2 separate regions of the Mus musculus genome follow, and region 2 is linked to region 1. The links are chromatin loops, found by intact Hi-C in ENCODE. Cell type or tissue: heart. All regions are shown on one strand. Each heading gives the region's core, and the rest is flanking DNA. Links, peaks and the distances in the headings are about the cores only.

Region 1 (5,368 bases), core at 240-5,239:
GTGCTTCAAGACCAGGTCTGATAGTTTGGGCTGCTCAAAAGCTGTAGTCAAGGCTGGCCTTGAACTCCTAATCCTCTGCTGTCATTTATCATGGGTGCTGAAACTTCAGGCATGCTACATCAGGCCCAACAGGAGATTCTATTTTTATTTTACTTATTCTTTTGTTTGTTATTTGTTGCTGTTTGGGTTGTTTTGTTTTTAGCAGTGTTGGGGATTGAACCCAGGTCCTTGTACACACTAAACAAATACTCACACTGGGCTGTGACTTTGACTTGTTCACATCCTCCACCTTTCTGTTCCGATGGCAGCTCGGCCGCTCATTATGTAGTAGGGTCTTTAGAGAGCATCCAAGAGAAGTGAGTTGGACTCGGTGACGCCAAATTTGTCATCACTGGGAAGTGGAGGCAGAAGAATCAAGTTGAAAGTTATCCTCTGCGACATAAAAGGCTCAGGCCAGCTGGAGAGGTGGCTCAGAGGGTAAGAGCACTGAGGTCCTGAGTTCAAATCCCAGCAACTACATGGTGACTCACGACCATCTGCAATGGGATCCAATGCCCTCTTCTGGTGTGTCTGAAGACAGCTACAGTGTAGTCATCTATATACAGTAAATTAAAAAAAATTTTTTTAAAGGCTAATGGTCTCTCGGCTACCTGGGCTATCAATCAATCAATCAATCAGTCAATCAATAAGATTAACTATAAATAAATTTTAAAATTAACTACTACTAATAAAGTAGATGTAGTAGCTCACACCTGCAAGCCCAGCAGCTGAGAAAGAGAAGCAGAGGGTTGGCTGTGAATCAACCAGCCTGGGCTACATTGTGAGCTTTAGGTAAGCCTGGGCTACAAAGTGAAATAACCAGACTGGTTGTCCTGCACCTTTAATCTCAGCACCTGCTAGTCAGAGAAAGGTTCTGTGGATTCCAGGCTGGCCTGGCCTACATTGTGAGTTCCAGGAAAAGCCAGGACTATATAAAGAGACCCTGGGTCAAAATATACAAACTGTGTAAGTATGTATACAGGGTGTGGTAGTGGCACACCACACCCTGCATAAGAGGCAGAAACAGACAGATCTCTGTGAATTTGAGGTCAGCCTGGTCTGTATAATGAGTTCCAATCTACAGTTTGTCCAGTCTACAATTGTAAAGAATGAGCAAAAATATAAGAGGGTCACTCACAAATTCCAAGCAGTGAGTCCCAGGGCAGCTAGAATAACATCAGCACAGGCACACAGAAAGATATAAATAAATACAATGACACTTTGCTAAGAGTAAGAGTGTGAAAAGAATTGGGTATTGTGGCTTACAACTTTAATCCCAGCACTTGGGACATAGGCAGATCTCTGAGTTTGGGGTCAGCCTGGTCTGCAGAGTGAGTTCCAGGACAGTCAGGGTTTTATAGAGAAACCCTGTCTCAAAACAAACAAACAAACAAACAAACAAACAAACAAACACAACCCCCAAGTTTAAAAAGAGTAAGAAAATACTTTTTAACCCGTTATCTTGCAATGCCTGTTTGAAAGCGAGTCTACTTCTGAGGTGAGTAGGAAGCTCTTGCTCTGCTTGTGGGAAGCCTCACCTCATCCTCCGCATCAAAAATTTAAAATCCCAAAGCCATTTTCTTCCACTAGTTTTCTTCCTGCATCATCTAGGCCCCTGCCAGGCATGGGTGGCTTTGGGCAGCCTGGCCTGAACACTGCAGCCGAGAGTCTGTGGAGAGCACTACCTTGTCACAGGCAGCAAGGCGTCCCTCCTGCCTTGGCCTCTGGGTTCTGGTCTGGCGGGAAGAGGCTCTGTGGGTCTGGCTTTCCCGGCTTATTATTAGGGAGTAAGGGGGAGGGAAGCCATGTCTGAGCCCTGGAGGTGGGCCAAGTGGTAGTTTAGGGGTTCCTGTTCTGTCTGGCAGGTGAAGAACAGAGCAAAACGGGAAGTGAAGATCTGCTATCTCTGAGCAAAGGGAGTACTGTCTCTGGGTAGCCATCGCTTGATCTGGGTACCCATCCATTGAGGTGCTAGACTCTAGAACAGTGTCCTCGATACAGGCTTTGGCTGTTTGTTGCTCTAAGGTGGGCACTTCTTAGGTAAACAGACTTCTTTTGCAGCACTAAGTGATCACCAGGGTCCATAAATGGGTGGGGCCAAAAAGCACCCCAATTCCCCCAACCTCATTGCTCTCTCTCTCCTGCTGCTCAGCAAGGACCAGTTTGTCACCTAGGTAAAACTTCAGGATAAAGGTCTCACAGTCATTGTAGGGAATAGAGTGTTGGCGACCAGGTACTATGAAGGGAGCCCGGGACTGCAGGCTGGGAACTTTTGGCCAGAATGCCAAACTCTTGGAATACAGCTGAGCCTTTGATACCCAGCAATGGGGTTTTGATCAAGAACTCCCCACTCTCCAAGGCACATCTTGGCACCAGAGGAGCTGGGAGGTACTGTGCCTTAGGATGGGGGCAGCTCCAGGGTAGCACCTTCTGCCCTCCTTGCTTTGGCATCCCAGGGCTGTCCCTTTAAACTACAGACCATGATGTCACCATGGACAGTAAGTGACAGGAGGGGCACTGCAGGCCGGGAGAATGGACTTCATTTCCCAAGAGCCTCTAGTGAACCACACCCCTCCCAGCAGGCGCTAACGCAAACCCGACTGTTAACCCCTCCAACGCCGGATGCAAGGGGTTTTGTAAGTGTCCGGCTTCAATCTGGGCTGAGTATGAGGAGAGAGGATGGCCTGAGGGACAGATGGCTCAGACCAAATTGTGGGCCTGGCACATCATGCTAGGTAGGACTCTGTCTTGCATTAGCAGGTTCCAACACCGAGTCCTTTTCTTTCCCTACACAGTGTCCCTTCCAGAATTCGGGAGTCCAGTTCTGAGCTGGACTCTGCCCCAGTCTGCTTGCAGGTTTTAAAATCCTCAGCTTTTCTCGGAAGTACTGAGTTCCTCCCCTAGCTCCGAGGTTACCCGTAAAGTTCGGTTGCTTCCTTTAAGCAGGGTGGGGACTACATTTCCCAGAGGCCCCGAGTCCTCCCTGACGCAGCCCCCCCTAGCGGAGGGAGGTGCGGGCCGGGAGGGGGGGAGGTGACTTGATGTCATCCTGAGCAGCTGGGCGGCGGGTGCCGGTGCGCAGCGAGCCGGGGCTCCCGCTGCGCTGCACCGCGCTGATCTGAGTCCCGGGATATCTGCCGAGGGTCGCGTGCTGCCGGGGCCCAGCCCAGAGCCCACCGAGTGCCCGACCCCTTTTGGGGCTGAGCTGGGGGCATGCTCCAGCACCCCCAGAGCCTGGGAGCGAACCCAGGAGCGCCGCCGCCCAGCCCCAGCGCCCCGAGCGGCAGAACCACCGCTAAGGACCCTTGAACCGTCGTCTCTTCCACCGAGGCAACCTCTAGGGTCGGCGACCAAAGTCTGGGTTTCTGAGAAGTGAGTGTGTACCCCAATACCACATTGAGGTTTGGAGACCAGGAAGGAGCGGGATATGAGGAGAGATGCTAGGGTCTGAAAGGGGGTGCACGAGAACAGGACCCTCATTTTTTGGGTGAGTGCACTGAGACAGGAGACATTAGTGGAGCTGGAGTCACACTGCTGTAAGGATCTGGGGATGCTAATAGAGTCCCCATCCTGAGTAGTAGCCATAGGCCGTATTTGGGGAGGGGCTACTTTAGAGCTTGGGCCTGGAAGAAGGGAGGGGCATGGTTGCGCCCTTGTTTTGGGGTCTAGCGAGGGAAGGAGGGAAAAGAAGTAAGGGAGCAACTGCACCACGCGGGCTGTCTTTGGAAAGAACCGACCTGCTCTCTGTGTCTCTCCTGCTGACCTTTCTAACCTGACTTCTCAGAAGAGCCAGCGTGGGAACCCTGACTGGAACTCTTCTGGATCCCCAGGAAAGACCTGAGCCATTGCCTTTCTACCTTACCTGCCCCCCCAGGACTGGGCAGTTGCCAGAGGCCCTGGGGGGGTCAGGACTGTGGCCGTGCCTCCCCCACCCCCTGAAACATGCTGGACAGGATGGGTCCCAGTTAGTGTGTGTGGCCTCATTCAACTTACTCCAGACCCACAAGGAGCCCCCTGGGCTCTGAAAGATTGACCCGTGTTGTCCACTGGCCATGGAGACGAAGCTGCCCCCTGCGAGCACCCCCACAAGCCCCTCCTCCCCAGGGCTGTCTCCAGTGCCACCACCAGACAAGGTGGATGGCTTCTCCCGCAGGTCCCTCCGCAGGGCCCGGCCCCGTCGCTCACACAGCTCTTCTCAGTTCCGCTATCAGAGCAACCAGCAAGAGCTCACTCCACTGCCCCTGCTCAAAGGTGAGCTGTTGTTGGTTGCCAGGGTACCCAGAAGGAAGCAAGGTAGGGGAGGACCAAGGGAGAAGCAGAGGTCTGGTAGAGTTTGGATCTCTTTTAGGCTAGGAACTCCACTGGAACTGACCCCCAATCTCCAGGCCTCTGCTGACGCATGGCCTGACTGGCCTGTCATCTCTGGAGGTGGGGCATCTGGAAGTGGTGCCAGGGGCAGGCAAGGGCCAAGGGTGGGGCACACAGCCTAGGTTTCAGGAGGCTCCTATCAGTCCAGCCAGCTGCCTAGGTCCTGGGGTAGGTGCTTGGCATGATGCCCTGTGATCACTAAATCCCACCCCCCACTTCCTGGCCCGATTTCTACTTTTGGCTCCATGTGTTGAGGGAGGTAAGTGTCTGGGGAGGGGTGGGGAATGCTTGCATACCCAGGGTTGTGATCTTGCTTTAAAGTCATGAGGTCTCTGATCCTGGATTAGAAGAGAGGACCACTTTTTCCCCTCAGCCTCCCGGGAGTGAAGGATGGGACTAGAATTGTTTGCTAGCTGTACCAGAGTACCTTGTATGGGGGCAGCTGAAGCTTCCTGGAAAGTCAGCCTGAGGGAGGTGGAGATCCATCCCGTCCAGAGCCCTTGGCGGCTAGATCCAGGAGGTCTCCCTGTCCCTCCCCGCAGATGTGCCAGCCTCTGAGTTGCATGAGTTGCTGAGCCGGAAACTGGCCCAATGTGGGGTGATGTTTGACTTCTTGGACTGCGTGGCTGACCTCAAGGGGAAGGAGGTGAAGCGTGCAGCCCTCAATGAACTGGTGGAATGTGTGGGTTGCACCCGGGGTGTGCTCATCGAGCCCGTCTACCCAGACATCATCCGCATGGTAAGCACTGCCCAGCCTCGCTCGGGGAACAAGAATTCTCTCAGGCTACCTCTGGGACCCGTGTGGGAGGAATAAGTGCATACACTTCAGCTTGGTCGCAGGCGCGTGCTCCCACTTCCACTGGGTCTCACTGCTGCCCGACACCGTCTCGGGATTTCCTCTCCCTGTTGTCCCTATACTTGAGTGAGCTGGGCCTAGGGTACCTGTCCTCTGGGCCACTTG
Region 2 (5,368 bases), core at 66-5,065, 95 kb after region 1:
TTCAATCCCCTAACACTAGGTAAAAGATAAAATGGGATAGGAAGGAAGGAAGGAGAGAGAAAGAAATCCCAAATTAAAATCAGAGGTAGGAAAGAAGGCAATGTTATAGATTATTTCCTGCTGATTAGGTATGTTGAGTTCCTTGGGGGCAAGTTTGATCTTTGACATCACAATATCTAATTTATTGTTGTTATTGTTGTTGTCTCTTTGTGTACGACTATAGCAACCTGCCAATAACAACTAACAACCCACTTTTGGGCAGTTTATACACCTCTGAAAAGTATCCAGAATTCCAAGCATCACATACATGCAGAAACTATTTACAGCTGGCAAAACCACGCCCTGCTAGAGCCTGAGACAAATCACAATCACCTGCTGTGAAGCAGCCCCATTCCCCACACCTGGGAGTAAAACAAAACCATATTCCCATAAGACTTCTATGTTTTTTTAAAAAAAACAAAAAGTCTCAGTACAATTTTCCTTGTGGAGGAACCCACACACGCACACATGCACCCATGCATGCACAAACACGCATATGTGCACACATTCAAGAACACATATATGGTTACAATTAAATAGAACCCTAGCTCTGCCCGGTAGTGGTGGCGCATGCCTTTAATCCCAGCACTTGGGACGCAGAGGCAGGCGGGTTTCTGAGTTCGAGGCCAGCCTGGTCTACAGAGTGAGTTCCAGGACAGCCAGAAAGAAAGAGAGAAAAACCTACACAGAGAAAACCCCTGTCTCGGAAAAAGCAAAAACAAACAAAAAACAAAAAAAGAGAAACTAACTCTTTGGGCCAGTGAGAAATCTCACCAATTAAAAAAAAAAAAAAAAAAAAAAAAAAAAAAAAAAAAAAACTTGCTGAGAAAGTCTGATGCTAAATTCCCTGCCTGGAACCCACATAAAAGTGCGACAATCGGGGCTGGAGAGATGGCTCAGCGGTTAAGAGCACTGACTGCTCTTAACCTGAGTTCAAATCTCAGCAACCACACCGGTGGCTCACAACAACCTATAATGAGATCTGATGCCCTCTTCTAAGGGGTCTGAAGACAGCTACAGTGTACTTACATATAAATTAATCTTAAAAAAAAAGTGTGAGAATCAGCTCCACAAAGTTGTCCTCTGATCTCCAGTGGTATGTGCAGACACGCGCGCGCGCACACACACACACACACACACACACATACAGAGTTTACACACAACAATGATGATTGTTTTGAGACAGGGTCTCAGATGTGTAGCCCTTTCTGTCCTCAATATATATACAGACCAGGCTGCCCTCAAACTCACAGAGATCCACTTGTCTATGCCACCCAGGCATTGGAATTAAAGATATGTGCCAACACAACCAGCAAAGAAAAAAAAATTTTTTTTAAAGAACTCTTGTCAAAGTCATTTACTGAAGATAATCTGATTGTACAGCTAGTACATGCCAGCAGCCATGAGGCTAAGCACCAGGTGGGCTTCAGGTTTTTTATCGTTGTTTTTTGAGACAGGCTCTGCCCTGCCAGTTTTATCCTAACAGTTGGGATAGAGCGTCTCAACCTGATAGGGTCCTAGATAGCACTCAATCCTTTGTGCGGGTCTGGTCCCTGCATTGCGGGGAGCTTGGAACTCTAAACAACCCAAGGAGGCCATACTGTCCGCACATTTAGAAATGGCCCCTAGGGGGAGTCATCATCCTCAAGTGAACGCACAGAGCCATTTCCGACAGAGTCCCGGACCAGGACCAACGGTTTTCCGTCACTGGTAAATGAATGGAAGTCACAAGATGCACTGGTGGGAACCGTATTACAGTCCCCGGATGATTCGTCAGCTCTTTGTGGAACCAGATTCCGACTCCTAGCTCAGAATCTCTTCGCGGCTACTCCCTACCCAGACGAGATACTGCTCGAGAAAGTCAGCCTCTGTCTGGCATCCGACCGAGGCCTCGGAGTCGGAAGGCTTAGGGACTTCTCCCTTGTCCCCACCAACCCTCTGCCTTCCCGACAAGGGTTAACGCAGCAGGCTTCAAAGTCGCCGCAGCGCCTCTAGGGGGCGACGCCCTGCACTCCTGTGGTCACGTGACAACGAGGGCGGCCACAAGCGCCAGGCTGGCCAATAGGAGACGGGAGCGGGGTCCCGGGACTAGAAGAAACGGCGGCCGGGAGGGGGCTACGGGATCATGGGGCTTCTGACCATTCTGAAGAAGATGAAGCAGAAAGAGCGAGAGCTGCGGCTGCTCATGCTGTATCCTCCGAGCGCTAGAGCGGTCGCGAGGGTAGCGGGGCCCGCCGGGTGGGCGGAGCCGGGCGTGGGGGGGCGCGGCCGCCGTGGGTACCTATTGCCGGTGGTGCGTCACGCACGCGGCGCTACCACTGCTCGGCGCGGGGCCGGGGAGGGCCGTACCACTCTGCGGGGTGGGGGTTGGCGTGCAGAAGGCAGCCCGGTGGTCTCAAGGCCCGGCCTAGACTTGGGACTCCAGTATCACTGCGAGGCGCGACGCAGTGGTGGTGACTCGGACGTCACGCTGCCTCGGGCTGGCCCGAGCGTGGGCCCTGCTCCTCCCTGGCGCTGACCCCCTCCCCTTCATCTACGGGTGTAGGCCTTGGCGCTTCCCTTAGGGTCGGAATCCCAGGGTCTCGAGGACCGCCTAGGCTCCTGCGAGTAGGCGTGGACTCGGTTGGCCACAGGTCCCGCTGTCACTTAAGGCCACCAGCGACCTTTCACCGCATTAACTGGCACCTGCATCACCCGTCTTGCACTGTGCCGGGCCACCTAGGCATCTGCGATCCACAAAGTAGCAGAGGGAGAAAAGGAAATTTAATGTGCACGTAGAACTTTACCACTCGTGCGTGTTTTAGACAATTCTGAGAAAGACACTCATTAGATGACCTCCAAGCACCTATGTTAGGGAATTCGGTAAAACAGGGAAGCGAAAAAGGCTTCATTTCAGATATTCTGTGATGAAAGGGGAGAAAAAATTGATAAAGCAAGTAAGATATGTAGTGTAGGATGAGAAGAATAGAGTCCACAAGGAGGTAGAGAGAGCTGGGAAAACGTAAGCAGAGGACCTGCAAGTGCGAAGGCCCTGGAGGAGGATAAGACAGGCATGTTCAAGAAAGGTTGAGAAGGAAAGAGCTGGAGAGAGGGAGAGCCCATGGGCTGGGGCCATTTAGGCAGCTGGACTATGAAGGGAGCACAGGATGGTGGCTTAGACCATGGTGGTAGTAGGAGAGTATTATGACTTGCTGCTGAATGGGAGAAGACAATGAGGGAGATGTAGCCAAGCATGAACTGGTCTCTGGCCAGAGTGTTCAGAAGGACAAGGAGCCACTTGCTGAGATGAGAGACGCATGTCCCTGGGAAGACACCAACCCTGACTGTTGGGCAGGTAGGTAGCAGCCATCAGCCTAGAAACGATCATGGGATGGCCCAGCTGGGGAGTGCTGAGACCCAGGTGTAGACGCTTGTGTGAAGTCAGATGAGGGTAACAGGATGGGGTCTGGGAGAGGGCCAAGGAAAGAGCAGCAGCGCCCGGAGCAGAGCAGAAGCTGGGCCACCCGGCCAGTGGAGAGCAGTAAGGGGGTCTTCGGAGACCTACCTGGCAAAGTGAGGCTTCAGGAAGCATCAGGAGCCAGTCTGCTAACAGTAGACCTGTAGAAAGCAAGAGGCTAAGTAAAACTGGTGCAGTGGTGAAGAACCAGGGAACAGGGGTTCAGTGCCCAGTACCCACTTGGTGCTTCACAGCCTTGTGTAACTTCAGTCCTGAGGTCCTCGTGTAGGCAAAAACTCAAAATATTCTAAGCAAACAAAAAATGAGCATGGTATCGAACACCTCGAATGCCAGCGTTCAGAAGGTAAAGGCAGGTGAATCTACGGGCTTGAGTCCAACCCGGTCTACAGAGCAAGTTCCAGGCCGGCCAAGGCTACATAGACCTTGTCTCAAAAAAAAAAAAAACCAAAATGCAGGAAAAGTCCAACATGGTGTTACATGCCTGTAGTTCTGGCACTCAAGAGGCAGAGGCTGGAGAACTTTGACAAGTTTGAGGCCAGTTTGCGTTACATAGAGTTCCAGACAAAAAAAACAAAACAAAAGAAAACAAACAAACAAACAAAAACAATACAAGCCAAAAGATGGAAGTTGGTACAATGGAGTATAACACCTGTTCCCAGGATGCACCCCAGAGGAAGCTGTGGCCGACTCAGCAGATGGTGGGGGAGTGGGTGGAGACAGGTTCTGCTGCAGTAGTGCGCAGCACTCGAGGCGTGAGGCGAGAGTTTGGTGATGAGAGGAGAAGGGATGGAAGAGTGGATGTTGTTGGATTGACAAGACAATCTGCTGGCTTTCCAAGGTGAGAGTTGGGCTGCAGAAGGTGGAAGGTATTCACCCGTGCCTCTCAAAGGTGGGAGTCACAGAGCCAGAGTCAAGTGAGTAGGAAGAGGTCCTAAATGTAGAGCCTGTCCCTTCTCCCCTCCGCTCAGGCTTTGGCTGCCCCACAGTCTCACCTGCGGTTGAGCTCACCTATTGGCTTGTTCTCTGCAACGGAGGCTGTGGATCATTCCAGAGACAGATGAAGGTGGTTGCCACCTCTAGATACTTGCCCTTTACTTGGTCCTTCAGAAGGCTGGGCCCATCTGTTTTGGGCCTCAAGACCCCACAGAGCCTTGTCTGGTATCTTAAGTTGAAAGCCATTCCTTCCAGGAATGTCCTTCACTGGTTCCAAGTACCCAACCTTCTCTTCTGCTTTATTTAGTCTTTAATTTTTTTTTTTTAAAGATTTATTTATTTATTATATGTAAGTACACTGTAGCTGTCTTCAGACACTCCAGAAGAGGGCGTCAGATCTCCTTACGGATGGTTGTGAGCCACCATGTGGTTGCTGGGATTTGAACTCCGGACCTTCGGAAGAGCAGTCGGGTGCTCTTACCCACTGAGCCATCTCACCAGCCCTAGTCTTTAATTTTTTAACACTTATTTATGGATGTGAGAACTTTGTCTGTACACTGGGGTGAGTGGCTGGTGCCCACAGAGGTCAGCATTTGGTTGTGAACCACCAGGTGGATGCTGGGAACTGAACCCAGGTCTTCTATAAGAGCAACATGTGCTCTTTACTGCTGAGCCATCTCTCCAGCCCCATTACTTAGACTTTTGCTAGTGTTTAAGCTTCATAAGGGTGATGAGTTTGTCCCCCAACATCAGAGGGGGCCTGGCACTTAATAGGCACTCAATATTTGATGCGTAAATTAAGTTATTTTGAGTTGGTCAACATGATAGAATTCCATTTTCATACTTCTACATTTATCTCAAGCCAGTTATGGGTCAGGCACGTGCTCAACTTGCTTCTACATACAGTAGGAAAGTACTAGTCCCTAGGAGGGTGGTAGT

Evidence for each region. Peaks named below come from ENCODE experiments on the same cell type or tissue, not always from the same donor. Only the 100,000 strongest peaks of a DNase experiment are listed, where the experiment ranks them.
Region 2: it touches region 1 in a loop (8-fold over the local background); 19 of 42 quality-filtered maps call a loop at or near these places.

Annotation. Positions count from the first base shown.
Region 1 is chr19:6,233,555-6,238,922 of GRCm38, reverse strand. Ppp2r5b (protein phosphatase 2, regulatory subunit B', beta) reads left to right here and starts at 3,083. Exons shown (of 14, transcript NM_198168.3): 1 at 3,083-3,411; 2 at 3,824-4,290; 3 at 4,950-5,146. The coding sequence starts at 4,092. In heart, for the core only: a CTCF peak has its summit at 3,037; DNase peaks (open chromatin) are centred at 2,602, 3,042, 3,892, 4,462 and 4 weaker places; H3K4me3 peaks cover 2,482 bases; H3K27ac peaks cover 2,027 bases.
Region 2 is chr19:6,137,898-6,143,265 of GRCm38, reverse strand. It overlaps Arl2 (ADP-ribosylation factor-like 2), which reads left to right and starts at 2,129. Exons shown (of 5, transcript NM_019722.3): 1 at 2,129-2,229. The coding sequence starts at 2,165. It overlaps LOC115489019 (a long non-coding RNA gene), which reads right to left. Exons shown (of 3, transcript XR_003952891.1): 3 at 1,352-3,636. In heart, for the core only: CTCF peaks have their summits at 1,698 (motif pointing right) and 1,993 (motif pointing right); DNase peaks (open chromatin) are centred at 2,215 and 3,335; H3K4me3 peaks cover 2,178 bases; H3K27ac peaks cover 2,683 bases.